3 separate regions of the Homo sapiens genome follow, and all the other regions are linked to region 1. The links are chromatin contacts, found by Hi-C or POLR2A ChIA-PET in ENCODE. All regions are on one chromosome and are shown on one strand. Each heading gives the region's core, a stretch centred on a gene start or an enhancer-like site at or near the end of the contact. The rest is flanking DNA. Distances are from core to core; before and after follow the strand shown.

Region 1 (5,014 bases), core at 29-2,528:
AGGCAGAGTCTGTAATTGTCACTATTGTATCCTTAGCATTCAGTACACAGTAGGTACTAAAATTTTTTTGAATGAAAAAAATTAAATCAAGTGTATGCTAATTATTATACATTATTAAATTAAAATGCAAGTAAAGTACCCTCCACAGTGCCCAGCTGAAAACAACTGCTCAGTAAGTGTGAGCTTCCATTAACACTGGACTGCAGTCAGCCTCATATCATTAGTGTGCTTAACCACTCCCTCCTGCACACATTTTTTACACATTTTTGGACTCCGCCAGTGCCTAGCACTAACATTAGTGTTATAAAAAGATACTCTGTATTCACTGAATTTAATTGCCTTTTAAATAAATCCGACTTTCAGCATATTTAGAAAGAAGACACAACATGAACTTTTAAAGTTTCCCCCCTAAAAACAAACTGCAACCGGCCAGACTTCATACTACCACATTATTTTCTGCATTCGCATCAAAACAAATCAGCAGTTTCCTATCTTTACTTATCTCAAATTACGTACATAGGAACTCAACGCTGGATGCCACACGAACATTCATCATTGCTGACAAGTAATAAACTCTTTTATTACTGGCAGCGAAAAGGAAAAAAAAAAGGCACAAAGAAGAAATTAAGGAAACGTGAAATCAGCGAACACCAGGCCTTCAAAACATCAGAGAAAGTGAGTGGTGGGAGTCGGGTGAAGTCACTAATAGGCATACTTTGTATCACTGGACTGCGATCGTGCAGCGTTCGCCTTTGAAAATAGAAACATTGTGTTGCGCATAACTGTAAGTTTCGGAACGCCCTGCGAGAGAACCAGGAGCTGTGCCTTCAGCTAGCTCGCAAGTCAAGCCGCAGGCGAGTCAGGGGCTCGGGGTCGCCGCTCACCTGGGCTGGGCGGGACCCTGGCTCGGGCTCCGCCGCCGGCGCCCCTTCCCGAGTCGCAAACACGCGGCCCTCCGGAGCGAGACTCCCCCCGACACCGACGATCCGCGGCGGCCAAGCCACAGGCCGCGACCCCTCGGCCCCAGCCGGCAGGCGACCGCCCCGCCCCGCCCTCACCCCGCCGGACGCGGCGCGGCCCCGGGACGCTCACCTCCGGGCACGGCCTCCCGGCCTCGGCCTCACTCAGCTCAGGCACCGCAGGCACCGTTTGGCCGCGGGCTCCGTTTGGCTGGAGCCCTTCAGAGCCGGAGCGCCGCCGCCCCAGACCGCCTCAGGTTCCGCGGCCGCGCCGCTGAGATCCCGCCAGCCTCTCTCGGTCTTCGCCAGGCGCCCAAGCGCGCGCCGACGCCGGCTCCGCGCAGACCCGAGGAGCGCGCGCGGACGCGGGGGCGCGCCGAGGGCGGGGCTTGCCGCGGCCGGGCGCTTCAAGTCCCGGCGGGAACGGCGCTAATGGCCGCCTCCCCTTCCCACCACTGGCCCGGCGGCTAGCTGCCTTCATGGGTAGGGGAGATGCAGGCAGCTCGGTGTGTGCTCACCAGAGAACCCAGAGTGTGCTTACCTGGGTACCTCCTCAGCCTCAGAAACCATGGAGAGACATCCCTGCATTCTGACAATGTTGAACTTGACCTGAGCCCTGTGGACAACGAAGTTGAAGAAACCCCCACCCACCTTTTTTTTTTTTTTTTTTTGAGACTAAATCTCGCTCTTGTCCCCCAGGTTGGAATACAATGGCGCGATCTTGGCTCACCGCAACCTCCGCCTCCCGGATTCGAGCGATTCTCCTGCCTCAGCCTCCGGAGTAGCTGGGATTACAGGCGCCTGCCAGCACGCCCGGCTAATTTTTGTATTTTTAGTAGAGACGGGGTTTCACCATGTTGGCCAGGCTGGTCTTGAACTCCTGACCTCAGGTGATCCGCCCGCCTTGGTCTCCCAATGTGCTGGGATTACAGGCGTGAGCCACCGCGCCCGGCCCCTTTGTGTTCCTAAAAGGACTTACTACACGCAACCGCCCTTCCGCATGTGACTTTGTCAGGACTCAAGGATGCCCCCGTCGTTAGCTGTGACAAGGTCAGGCCCAGACCCTCTAAATTCCAGTTCTTCGCCTCGCAAATAGTTAGCTGACCTGCCTGTACTCACGATGTGGACAAATCCCGGCTGCCTTGACTTGACAGGACTTGAGTGAAGCAGCTCTCCCTGGGCCTCTCTACACGGTGACCGAGCCTCAGCCGCAGCCAGCGAGCAGCCCTCCTCATCCACCGCCTGAAAATAGACGGACCCCAGGGAAACAGTCTCTGTATAGTCTCATCGCTGCCACCTCCAGTCTTCTCCCCACTTCCCCACACCCGGGTCTTTCTAGCCCTGTTCACTCATCTCTGTAAAAGGAAAGCCCTTTTCTGCCTGACCCAGGAGATCGCTGCAGATCTCATGGTTGGAGAGTTCTCCCGGTTGCTGTAGCCTCCCCCAATCCCCACTCTCAGTTGCAATAGTTTCTTTCCCTTTTCTTGGATCTCTTCCACTGAACTCTCTCCTTACGTATATCCAGATTTGTTTTTTATTTTATAGTCCAGCATTCTCCCAATTGCAACAGTCCTTCTTCCTATTGCAATAGTTCTCCACCCTTATTGCAATAGTCCTTTTCCCCCCTGTTGCAATAATCCTTTCCGAATAAAGTCTCGGTTTGCCTAAATCGGGATTTATTTGTAAGTCTTTAGTGCGGGGACTCAGATTGAGATTGATCCTCACCTACAGGCCCATGCCGTTCCCCCCACCACCACCTCCCTCATCTCCTGTTCAGTGATTTTGGGAGCCTGTGGTGAGTTCAAATCTCACTGCTCATGAGACCGTGTCTGTTGAAGCACAATAAGGAGTTAAATTGATCCCATTAGGCAAAGAGACTTTTCTTTGACCATTCTGTGAGAGCTCTTCCGATTTTTTGGTCCCAGCACCATTTAATGAAGAGAGGATTCTTCCCTTGTCAAAAATCAATTGACCATGGATGTATAAATTTATTTCTGTACTCTCAATTCTATTCCATTGATTATGTATCTTATCTTTATGCTAGTACCATACTATTTTGATTACTGTAGCTGTATAGTAGCTGTATACAGCTGTATAGTAGCTGTATAGAAATCAGGAAGTTTGAGTCCTCCAACTTTGCTCCTCTTTTTCAAGATTGTTTTGTCGCTTGCAGTTCTGTATGAATTTTAGCTCAGCTTTTCCATTGCTGTTAAAAAAAAAAAAAAAGGGAGGGGGGGGCCACTGGGATTTTGACAGGGATTGCTTTGAATTGGTAGATCAATTTGAGGAGTATTGATACCTTCAATTTTTTTTTTGAGATGGAGTTTTGCTCTTGTTGCCCAGGCTGGAGTGCAATGGCATGATCTCGGCTCACTATAACCTCCGCCTCCCAGGTTCTAGTGATTCTCCTGCCTCAGCCTCCCAAGTAGCTGGGATTATAGGCATGCACCACCATGCCCAGCTAATTTTTGTATTTTTAGTAGAGACAGGGTTTCACCATGTTGGTCAGGCTGGTCTTGAACTCCCGACCTTAGATGATCCACCCGCCTCGGCCTCCCAAAGTGCCGGTATTACAGGTGTGAGCCAACACACCCAGCCGGAGTATTGATATCTTAACAATACTGGTGCGATGACTCACTTTATATATAAAGTCTTCAAATCCTTAAGCATGAATATTTTTGCATTTATAGTCGTGCGCCACATAACAACCTTTCGGTCCATGACTTACAGCATATGTGATGGTGGTCACATAAGATTATAAGGCCATATTTTTACTGTATCTTTTCTATGTTTAGATACACAAATACCATCATGTTACAATTGTCTACAGTATTCAATACAGTAACATGCTGTCCAGGTTTGTAGCCCGGGAGCAAGGCTATGCCATATTGCCTAGATGTGTAGTACACTATACCATCCAGGTTTGTGTAAGTATACTCTGTGATGTTCACACAACGACGAATTCACTTACACGACACATTTCTCAGAAGGTGCCCCCATGGTTAAGCACTACATGACCATACTTAGACCTTCTTTCATTTCTTTCAGCAGTGTTTTATAGTTTTCCACGTACAAGTCTCGTACCTCTTTGGTTAAATATATTTCAAAGTATTTTATTCTTTTTGATGCTATTGTAAAAGGAGTTGATTTATTTCCTTTTTAGATTTTTTATTGCCAGTATTTGGAAATACCACTGATTTTGTGTGTTGATCTTGTATCTAACAACTTTGCTGAATTCACTTATTAGCTCTAATCATTTGCTAGAGATGGGGTCTCCGTACATTGCCCAGGTTGATATCGAACTCCTGGGATCAAGTAATCCTTCCACCACAGTGTCCTGAGTAGCTAGGACCACAGACGTGTGCCACCATGCCCGACCAATTAAAAAAAAATTTTTTTTGTAGAGATGGAGTTTCACTGTGTTGCCCAGGCTGGTCTCGAACCCCTGGCCTCAAACTATCCTCCTGCTTGGGCCTCCCAAAGCACTGGGATTACAGGTATGAGATACCACACTTGGCCATAGTTTTATTTATTTCTTTCTAATGTGGATGCCTTTTATTTCTTTTTATTGTCTAACTGCTCTAGCTAGAACTTCCAGTACAATGTTGAATAGAAATGAAGAGGCTGGGTGTGGTGGCTTACACCTGTAATCTCAGCACTTTCGGAGGCTGAGGCAGGAGAATTGCTTGAGCCCAGGAATTTGAGACCAACCTGGGGCAACATAGCGAGACTCTATTACTAGACTTAAGAAAAACAGAAAAGAAATGATGAGGCCGGGCACGGTGGCTCATGCCTTTAATCCCAGCCCTTTGGGAGGCTTAGGCAGGTGAATCACTTGAGGCCAGGAGTTCGAGACGAGCCTGGGCAACATGGTGAAACCCCGTCTGTACTAAAAATACAAAAATTAGCCAGGCGTGGTGGCAGGCACCTGTAATCCCAGCTACTCGGGAGGCTGAGGCAGGAGAATTGCTTGAACCCAGGAGGCAGAAGTTGCAGTGAGCCGAGATCACGCCACTGCACTCCAGCCTGGGTGACAGAGCAAGACTCTGTCTCAA
Region 2 (4,669 bases), core at 765-3,264, 3.6 Mb after region 1:
CTTAAGCAAAGAAGCAGAATTTACCATAAGGATCCAGGAATGCGGCTCAGACTCCAAGGGTAGAGGCAGCCAGCCAGGCACAGAAACATGTGAAAGAGAGACATTGTCAGCACTCTCCTTTTCTCTCTCAACTCCACTCTTTCTCTACAGGTTCCCTGTCTTACAGGATGGAACCAGTCTGCCCAAGGGATCCCAGGTCCAAGAGACTTTCGAGGTTGGGGTCTCTTAGTCCCAATTCCATATTCTAAGGGAGGGCCTGTGATGGATTTATCTAGTTTCACCCACACTAAGCAACTGTATATAAAGACTCTTCTGCTATTATCAGCTCAACGGAGGGGAAAGGAGAAGGAAGGCAAAATGTGTACACCCCAGCATCTCCCATTCTTACTTGATCGTGAGACATTTCTTAAAGGAACATCTATTAACACTGAACACAGCACACTAGGGAAATGCTGTCGTGGGTGATGGGGAGCAATGAGATGGTTGAAGCAGAGGCCTGAGCGCCAGGAATTGGATTTGCATTTTAGATAGCAGTGAGCAGAACTGATTGGAGGGAGTGAGACTGGAGACAGGAAAGCTGATTAAGAGCCAGCTACAGAAATCCAGACCTGGGAAGCAAGGCTAGCATTAGTGAGGAGGCAGAGGAAGACTGTCTCCAGAATTACTTGGGAAGTAAAAATCTGCGAGGCTTGGTAAGTTATTTATATTTGGAGTCGGGGTAAGAGGAAGAGACAAGGATGGTTCTCAGAGGTGTAATTTGGGGAATGAATAGGTGGTGACACTGCCAATTACAGAGACAGTACAAGAGTGGGGGGTAGGGGATGGGTGTGACTTCAGTTTTTAACATGCTTGGTGACAAGAAAATTCAAGTGAAAATATCTAGAAGCCTGAAATATGAGCCTAAGGTAGGGGCTTGGGATGGATTTCAATGTCAGACATTTTTCAGTAATAGTTAAAAACCGAAGAGCCCATGTGTATTCAACAGGCACTTGCGGGCACAGTGTGAAACAAAACACAAGGTCCTTGCCCTCGTGGAGCTCACAGTCGCCTAGGGAAGACATATATTAAGCAAACTATACGGGAGGCCCTGAATATTTACGAAGTGCAGCATGTCAGGAGAGCCAGGAGCTGTGCAAACAAACCATCAAGAACAAATCGGACACGGTGCCTGTTACAGCTGTGTGACCTGGAGCCGGTTAGGTTAGAATCCTGGAATCACCACTGCTTTGCATGGGGGTCCAGGACAGCAAGGCAGATTTGGAGTTTCCAACTAGCCTGTAAACGGGGAAGGAGAGAGCGCTTAGTACGCGAGAAAAAGAAACAGCCAACGAGTGAGAATCACTGGCCCAGCTGGAGAACGACCTGAGTTTCCTTTGTGTGCACCGGGACCAAGCACTGGGGGCCGACAATTTGCTGAGAGCTGGCTCCACCTGCCTGGGGTGCAACCACGAGAAGAGTGACAGCCCTCTCGCAGGGTACAATCTTCCACCCCCAGATGCATCTCCCTCGTCTGGTTGTGGGGAGGTACAGAGTGAAAGTTAAAGGCCTGAATTAACGTCCGGCTCTTGTGGGCGCCAGCACTCTGGAAGCGAAATGCCAGGAGTACCCCACGGTGGGCGGCGCGGGCGCAGACACCCGCACACCCAGTTGGGGGAAAACAGTGAGCAACCGGGTAGGAAGCCGAGGGTAAGAAGATTCAGAAGGCGAGGCCCCACGCGGGAAGACAGTCGAACACAGCGTTTGGCAACAGTACGCCTGCGCTCTCCGAGCCCGCCGCGGCGGAGCCCAGGAGGGAAGCGCGAGCCCGCAAGGTGAGGGCGGGGGAGGGCACGCCGGAGAGGCGGCCAAACACGTGAGAGCGCGGAGAACGTGCGCACGCGCAGGGCGCCCCCGGCCCGCGCGGCGGCAGCGCGGGAGCAGGGACGCAAGGCATTAAAAGGAGCCGCGCCTTGGTGAGCGCTCCCCCTCCCCTTTCTCCCGGGGTGCACTGCGCGCGCCCGGTGGGCGGGGGGGAGGGGAGGGCAGGCGGCGGTGGCAGCCATGTTGTTGTGAGTCTCTGTGTCTCACCCTCGGTACTTCGGTGGTTCGGAGGAGGAGGGGGAGGAGAAGGAGGAGGTGGGGTGGGGGGGGAGGGTGGTAGGTGGAGAAAGAAGACATTGCCGCCACCGAAGGCGGAGGAGGGGGAGGACCGCCAAGAGCGACGCCGCCGTGTGCCCAACGGTCGGTGTCCCCGGCTGAGGCAGCGCGGCCGCAGCAGCCCTGTAAGTCAGTCCGCGTTCGCTCTTTCTCCGGTCCTTTGGCGCCGTCGAGGATGGCTCCCCAGGCTTTGTGCGGCGGCCTCGGCGGGAGCCGATCGCCAGCGGGAGGGCGGATAGGGCCTGCTGAGTGCCCGGGCCGGTGCGGCCTGGGGCCCGCTCGCACAATGCAGGGGGAGGGGTGCCGGAAGGGGGTGTGCGCGTGCGGGGGAGGGGGCGCCGCGCCGGCCGCTTTCCCGCTTCCTTCCCTCTGCGGGGCCGCCGCCTCGGGGGCGTGGGGCGCCGACCCGGTTCTCCCTCCGATTCGGCGCGCTGGAGGTTAGAGACCGAGCTGTCGGCCCTAGGGTTCGGAAAGAGGGGAGAGGCCGGGTGGCCCCAGAGAAGCATGCGGATTGCAAGTGGGTGAAGAGGAAGGAGTGGGTTTATGAAAACAAGTGTGGGCATTTTCAAAGGCCCGAGTGTGTCCGGGAAAAGCTTGCCGTGGACAGATGTGGGTATGAAGCAGTGACTTGGATTCGCCTTGTTTAGGTTATAGGAACGGATTTCGATATTCAGAAAAATATGTAAATTAAAACCAAAGACAAGATTAGCGGCTTCTACTATTTGAGCAGTAGTTTTGTATCTGAATTGGGTCAGGTTTTGGGGAAAATGTTTAAAGTTTCATGCCCAAACACGTGTAAAAGTTAGTGTTGTTTCTGAAAACACAGCCAGAGAAAACCTACTTAACTTAGCTTTTTATTCTAACATACGTAAACTTTTGAAGAGAGGAATGTATTGCCAGCATATTAGGTGCAATAAGACATCATGTTAGGACTTAGTACTTTGAGATTTTTACTTGTTGAGAAAACGGGGCAGATGTTTTGGTGAAGGAAAACATGAGAAAAATGCTTGTAAACGGTGAAGAGAAATGTAATACCTGTAAAGGTACTGTATGTCAAGAAAACAATTTTAATAAAGGGAGTTACCGAAGGATTTTAAAAGCTTGTTTAATGGTTAGATTTCGTGTTTAACAGGTGACTCTTCACCATGTGACCTGGAGTATTGGAAGATGACTTAAGGAATCCTGTAAATAAAAAAAAAAAAACAAAAATGAGTATTTTCAACTTGTTTCTCTTCCTAGCCTCCTTTTAAACAATGATTTACTTCATTTGCTCAATCATTATGAATAAAAATGATGGCATTTTCCGTGCTGCAAGAATTTCTTTAAAATTCCGATTTTTGGTGAAATTGCATTGTGTAGAATTTTCTTGGTGTGCATGAGGGCAGTTTTTGTATGCAGAAAAGGTTTACGATAATCTTAAAAATAAAATTTTATTTCAGAAACCTGGTTCTTGAGGATTTAAGTCCAGTTTTTAAATTTTGTTTACAGGTCTAGCTATTTTGAGTTATAATTGCCAGTAACTTACGCATTTTCCAGCAATTTAAGCTGTGTTTAACACATGCTTTCCTTAATTTGAGTCCAAAGTTCTCTTAGGTGTTTCAGCATTTAGCAAGATTTCAACTTTTTAAAAGAGCCTAAATTAATTACTGACATTTACTTTGCTCTTACAAAGCTGTCACTTTAGAATAAATTCTCAGGCATTACAAATACTGTATATAAATTACCAAATAATACTTGGATTTTGTTTCTCTCAAGCATTCCATACTTGTTTATGAATCTTTTTTTCTTGTTTGAGACAGGGTCTGGTTCTGTCGCCCAGACTGCAGTGCAGGTGGTGAGATCTGGGCTCACTGCAGCCTCCGCGTCCCGGGCTGCAACTGTTCTTCCACCTGAGCCTTCCGAGTAACTGTAGCTGGGGGTACAGGCGCACGCCACCACGCCCGGCTAATTTTTGCATTTTTTGTAGAGACAGGGTCTCACTGTGTTTCCTGGGCTGAACTCCGATCTCAAGCGATCCTCCCGCCTCGCCCTCCCAGAGTGCCGGGATTACAGGCGTGAGCCACCACACCCGGCTTGTTTATAAACCTTTCTGGTGTGGAAAGATAATTTGCCTTCCGGAGTAGGTACTTATCTTAGTTAACAAAAGTAATTATGACCAGAGATTTGGGCCAGGTGTGAAATCCACAGCCAATTTTCTCAGTGACCAAGCTGTCTCCTTTTTATAGACCCTAACATGATCTGCATAGTTTTAAGTGGAGGTTGATTCCTGTCTCCTAAACTCAAGTTCTACATACGTCCTAACTTAAATACCTTGTTGGGTTTCCAGGATATGGAAATACTTGTATTTTTTCATATTCTTAAAATTTACAGATATTTAAAATATCCGAATATTTGAGTCTCACATGGCTTTGTCTACATGGCTGCAATCACAGCTTGAGACCATTTTACTAACAGGTGTGATTAAGATAAAAATTACACTTATAGCCAGGTAAATTGGTCTGTGGCATATTAAGATTTCTTGCTTTTTTTCTTT
Region 3 (4,754 bases), core at 290-2,789, 3.9 Mb before region 1:
GTCAAATGTTAAAGGGAACAGCCTTGCTCTAGAAGCCAAACCATACTAAGTGACAACAATACATTCTAATTCAGCAACGGTCGTGACTTTAGGATGACACCTGAGGGAATGAATTCTATTTCCAGGGCAGCCATAATACTATGTTTTAACAGTGCAAGGTTTCACGCAGTATTAAAATCTATTTCAACCATGAGGAGGTGTGACTTCTCTAAAAAAAAAGGGCGGGGGGTGGGGAGTGGAACACAATGACTCCAAAATCAGAAGTCACTTAGCCAAAAACACTGGTCCTTTGGTGCAGTGAACCGGGTACATGGACAGGGAGTCACCACCGGTAGTAACTCTTACGCATGGCAGCACTATAATACACCCCAGATATACAAATATTTACGGTGGTCAGAGTCCCCTGAATACTACTACTGCAATTTGTATTTCCTGATTTTGACGTATTGCAAAAGGAAAATGCAAAATTACAATTTTTGCAAGGGTCTGCTACCCCAAAATAAAGTTACAAAAGGTCCTTTGATGAGAGGCCTGGGGATTACAAAGACGTCTAAAGCACCATCCAGGTTCTTGCAATTAAAATGAGATGACAAACACGGAAACATGTGCCCTGCTGACGTCATGGAACGGAAAGGGGTGGCATCCTGCTGCGTCACGTCGACGTCATACAGCGCACGAGGGAAGTTACACTGGGGAAGCAATTTCCCCCAAGGGGCAACATTCGAGAAAAACAAGTTAGCTCAGACCCGAAGAATGACCACCCCACTCTAGGGGACGTCTTAAAAAGGGACACTCTCCCCTCTTCCAAACTGTATGATTCCCCTCATCAGGCAACAAGGAACTAATACTCGGGGTTTACAGGAACCAGGGGATGGGCCAGATATGGAGAAAGAGACGCCTCTGGCCTTGGGGGCTCGTTCTTGAGGGAATCAGCGTGATGGGGATGAGAAGGGCATCTTTGGAACGGGGGCCTTCTCCATAGGAAGAGGAGGCGAGTCCCCTGGCCATATTTAAACCACAGTTCTCCACGCCACCTGTGCGACTCGGGATCCAACCTCCCCGCACCAGCCCCAGTCCAGGTACCTGGAACTTAGTCCGATCGGTAACCGGCGACTACGTGGGGTACAGGTACCCGAGCGCGCCCCCGACAGACGCACCGACCTGCGCGCGCGCCGCGGGCAGGATGCGTGCGCACTCCCCGGACGTCCCGCCCCGCCCCCTCTGCGGCCCCGAAGCTGGGCGGCGTGCGCGCCCCCGCGCCGCGCCGAGCCGGGCGCTCGGAAAGGCGTCCCCGCGGTGCCTGACAGTTCCTTCCTCAGCGCCTGCCCCGTGAGTGACGAGGAGCGCGGAGTCTCGCCATATCAGGAGGGCCCTGTTACGTGAGGCTGTGCACCGAGACTATTCCAGGAAGAAGAGGGGACACTTGGTGGGCGGGGTGATTTCGGGCAGTCAGGTGGGCGACCCGCGTAGGCGTCTGAAAGGCCCGCGTCGTTAGGGAGGGCAGGAGTGGCGTCTCTGGTTACGGGGTCGGGCAAAGGGCAGAGGTCACCGTCCAGGTTGGACAGCAGCACCTTTGAGCGATGGCGGCGTCTGGGGAACCCCAGAGGCAGTGGCAAGAGGAGGTGGCGGCGGTGGTAGTGGTGGGCTCCTGCATGACCGACCTGGTCAGGTTAGTCCGGGGCCAGTTACTCAGTCTGCGGCTCGGGGGAGGAGGCGTGCCGTGCGCTATGCGCCCAGTGGAGCTTTTGGGCGCTGGGTCTCCAGGGATAGACAGTGCTAGCTTTGGGTATGAGCTGCAGGTTTTCGAAGCCTTCAGCCTACCTTCCTGGCATGAAAGAACTTGAGTATATAAAGGTAAATCTCAGGGGAGGGGACGTAATAGGCCAGGGTTTAGTGAAAGCTCTAATATTACTCAAAGCGCTCCCCAAAGACCTGCCCTCCAAAGACTTGCGCCCCCAAAGACCTTTCTTGGCCCGGCTGCTGAGCCTTTCCCCAAACGAGCCAGGGAACTTTGCCCACGTCATTTTACCTCCGAGAATGTGCCTACCTCACAGGGTTGTTGTGAGGACTAAATGAAGTAAAGTGTTTTGTCAAGCGTAACATTATCCAAATTGGGTATTATTCGTCTGAGCTTATTGTATAAAATAATGAGTTGAGCAGAAATCAAAAAGACTGTCACCTTTCACCATGTTGATTGTCGGCATTACTGCAGTATTTTATATTTACAGCGTATTTTTCAGCAAGCCAAGTATGAATCAAAATAAAAACATAAACACAGTATTTACAACCTCTGAAAACGATGATCAAATTATGATAGAAAATATGCCAAATGAAAATTGTTGAGTTAGGTCAGTAAGATTGAGTAGACAGATCCTTCTGATTTTTCTTTTTTTTAAATTAAGGTAGCTTTTCTGATTACAAAAGTAATGTATGTTCACTGTAAAATTAGTAATAAATTCAGATATTCCAAGAAAATCCTACCACTCCAATTACTGCAGTTCAGTCTTTTGATGAATATCTTTTCAGTTGTAATGCTACTTTGTGTTATAAAAATGATCAGGTATGCTACAGTAACACCTCATTCGTCCTGAAATGTTGCTTTTCCAAAGGGTAATAGAGAACGTGGAACTAAACAAAAAGGCTTTGGGACAATCAAAATAAGTCACCAAATTGCTGCACCAAACCACCTGTATTCTACTCAGAAAATAGGTCTAGGGTCTTCATGTAACCAATTTAACCTTACCTTAAAATATTTATAAGCTGTGTTACCAAATTTCCACTGAGATTAGAAAGGTGGGAGTTAGAGAAGAGACTGCTAGAGGCAGTTATAGTGACTGACGAAAACTTGAGGATGAGTAGGAGACTGTGTAACGAGAAGAAGCAACAAAAGAATTTTAAATACCAATGACCTTTATTTTTCCACAAATATTAGAACTATTCTGTCAGACACTGTGCCAAGATAAAAATACTTTCCTTTGGTGACAGAGCATAAAATTGAATCTAGTTGGAGACATTTGTTGAAGAGGCCTGTACATCTTTTTCTAGAGCAAGAGTAAGTAAACTTTTCTGTAAAGGGCCAGATAGTAAATATTTTAGGCTTTGCAAGCCGTATGTGGTCAAGGTCACATTTTTTTTTAACAACATTTTTTAAATGTAAAAACCATTCTTACCTCCCAAGCCTTACAAGAACATCCTGCAGGCCATAGTTTGCAGACATCTGTGTAGAAAGAACATTACTGTGTTTACAACACAATATAGCAATTGATTTTACTGGTGATGACTCTTTTCAAGAAAAGGTTATATGGTACTTACTAAATTTTGTATAAAAATAGAGCATGTATTTCACTTTAGAAAAAGTTTCATCAAAAATTCATAAAGTTGAGTTACATAAAGGAATAAACCTTCATCTAAAATGATTCATTCCATGGGAAATCCACCAAGCTAAATGTTTACCATGATTTTATGTGTGAAGTGGCAGAAGAGTAAGAAAACTAAAGTGGACCGGGCGCAGTGGCTCATACCTGTAATCCCAGCACTTTGGGAGGCCAAGGTGGGCAGATCACCTGAGTGAGGAGTTTCAGACCAGCCCAGCGAACATGGTGAAACCCCATCTCTACTAAAAATACAAAAATTAGCTGGGCATGGTAGCTGGCGCCTGTGATTCCAGCTACTCAGGAGGCTGAGGCAGGAGAATTGCTTGAACCTGGGAGGTGGAGGTAGCAGTGAGCTGAGATCGCGCCATTGCACTCCAGCTTGGGTGACAAGAGCAAAACTCCATCTCAAAAAAAAAAAGAAAAGAAAAGAAAATTTTCTCATACATCCTACCTGAATAAAAGTGTCAGGGTTAAAATTCAGAGCTACTTCCTTGTTACCAAACTGAGAGCTTTCTGTGAAGCTTGACCATCAGATACTAAAAATAACTATAGTACTTTGTGGGGTGGGGTAGGGGAGTGGTGTCAAAGGCCCATTTTAGCATCCGTCAGGGTTTTAAAGTCTTATTTCAGAGCTAGAAAAATTTGGAAATTATTTATTCTAGTCCTTCAGTTTTTAGATAAATAAACTGAAGCCCAGAGAAGAATTTCTCCTCTTGGCCATATTCTTTCCTTCATAAAATATCCAAGTTTCTTCTCTTCACATGAATCAGTAAAAATTTTACTGATGATTAGCAAAATCACTAGTAAAAATTTTACTGATGATTAGCAAAATCACTAGTAAAAATTTTACTGATGATTAGCAAAATCATTAGTAAAATCATCAGTAAAAAATCATTAGTAAAAACTGTATTCCCATATAGACTCTCTCTGCTAATTCCCACAGCTTTTCAACAAACTTTTCATGATCTCTCGTTACTTATGACACTGAAGATCTTTACAAAAATCTGCGTATAGGATTTTCATTTAAAACCCTGCATCTGTGATAAACTTGGGTGCAACTTTTCTAGTTACAGTTAGTATCATGATTATATTAGTTATCTACTGCTGCTGTAACAAATTACCAAATTTAATAATTAACGCAAGTTTATTTTTTTACTGTTCTGGAGGTCAGAAGTCTGATACAGGTCTCACTGGGCTAAAATCAAGGTGTCAGCAGGGCTGGGCTCCATTCTGGAGACTCTAGAGGAGGATCTGTTTTCTTTCCTTTTCCACCTTCCAGAGGCTGCCCACATCCTTGGCTCATCGTGGCCCCTTCCTCCATCTTCAGAGCCAGCAATGGTTGTTCAGGTCTTTCTCACATTACATCACTCTGATCCCCAG

Evidence for each region. A loop is a pair of places that touch in the nucleus more often than their neighbours do. ChIA-PET counts read pairs that join two places held with the same protein, here RNA polymerase II (POLR2A). Pooled maps may share reads with other maps.
Region 2: a pooled map shows a loop between it and region 1 (4-fold over the local background). The contact joins the promoter of PUM2 here to the promoter of UBXN2A in region 1. A Hi-C loop is called at or near these places in 1 of 50 pooled maps. POLR2A ChIA-PET finds 5 or more read pairs at or near these places in 2 of 52 experiments (activated naive CD4-positive, alpha-beta T cell and activated naive CD8-positive, alpha-beta T cell).
Region 3: a loop to region 1 is called in a map of CD8-positive, alpha-beta T cell, with 24 times the contacts of the local background. The contact joins the promoter of RBKS here to the promoter of UBXN2A in region 1. A Hi-C loop is called at or near these places in 1 of 168 maps with a recorded cell type or tissue (CD8-positive, alpha-beta T cell) and 6 of 50 pooled maps. POLR2A ChIA-PET finds 5 or more read pairs at or near these places in 1 of 52 experiments (activated T-cell).

Annotation. Positions count from the first base shown.
Region 1 is chr2:23,936,727-23,941,740 of GRCh38, reverse strand. It overlaps UBXN2A (UBX domain protein 2A), which reads right to left and starts at 1,278. Exons shown (of 7, transcript NM_181713.4): 1 at 1,093-1,278. RefSeq lists an enhancer at 532-641 and silencers at 772-1,251, 1,312-1,411, 1,273-1,468.
Region 2 is chr2:20,348,189-20,352,857 of GRCh38, reverse strand. It overlaps PUM2 (pumilio RNA binding family member 2), which reads left to right and starts at 2,014. Exons shown (of 21, transcript NM_015317.5): 1 at 2,014-2,261. RefSeq lists enhancers at 655-1,284, 1,492-1,581, 1,285-1,916, 1,917-2,546 and a silencer at 1,742-2,631.
Region 3 is chr2:27,887,172-27,891,925 of GRCh38, reverse strand. It overlaps RBKS (ribokinase), which reads left to right and starts at 1,539. Exons shown (of 8, transcript NM_022128.3): 1 at 1,539-1,669. The coding sequence starts at 1,581. BABAM2 (BRISC and BRCA1 A complex member 2) reads right to left here and starts at 1,197. Exons shown (of 12, transcript NM_199191.3): 1 at 1,084-1,197. BABAM2-AS1 (BABAM2 antisense RNA 1) reads left to right here and starts at 812. Exons shown (of 1, transcript NR_028308.1): 1 at 812-2,470. RefSeq lists a silencer at 1,072-1,351.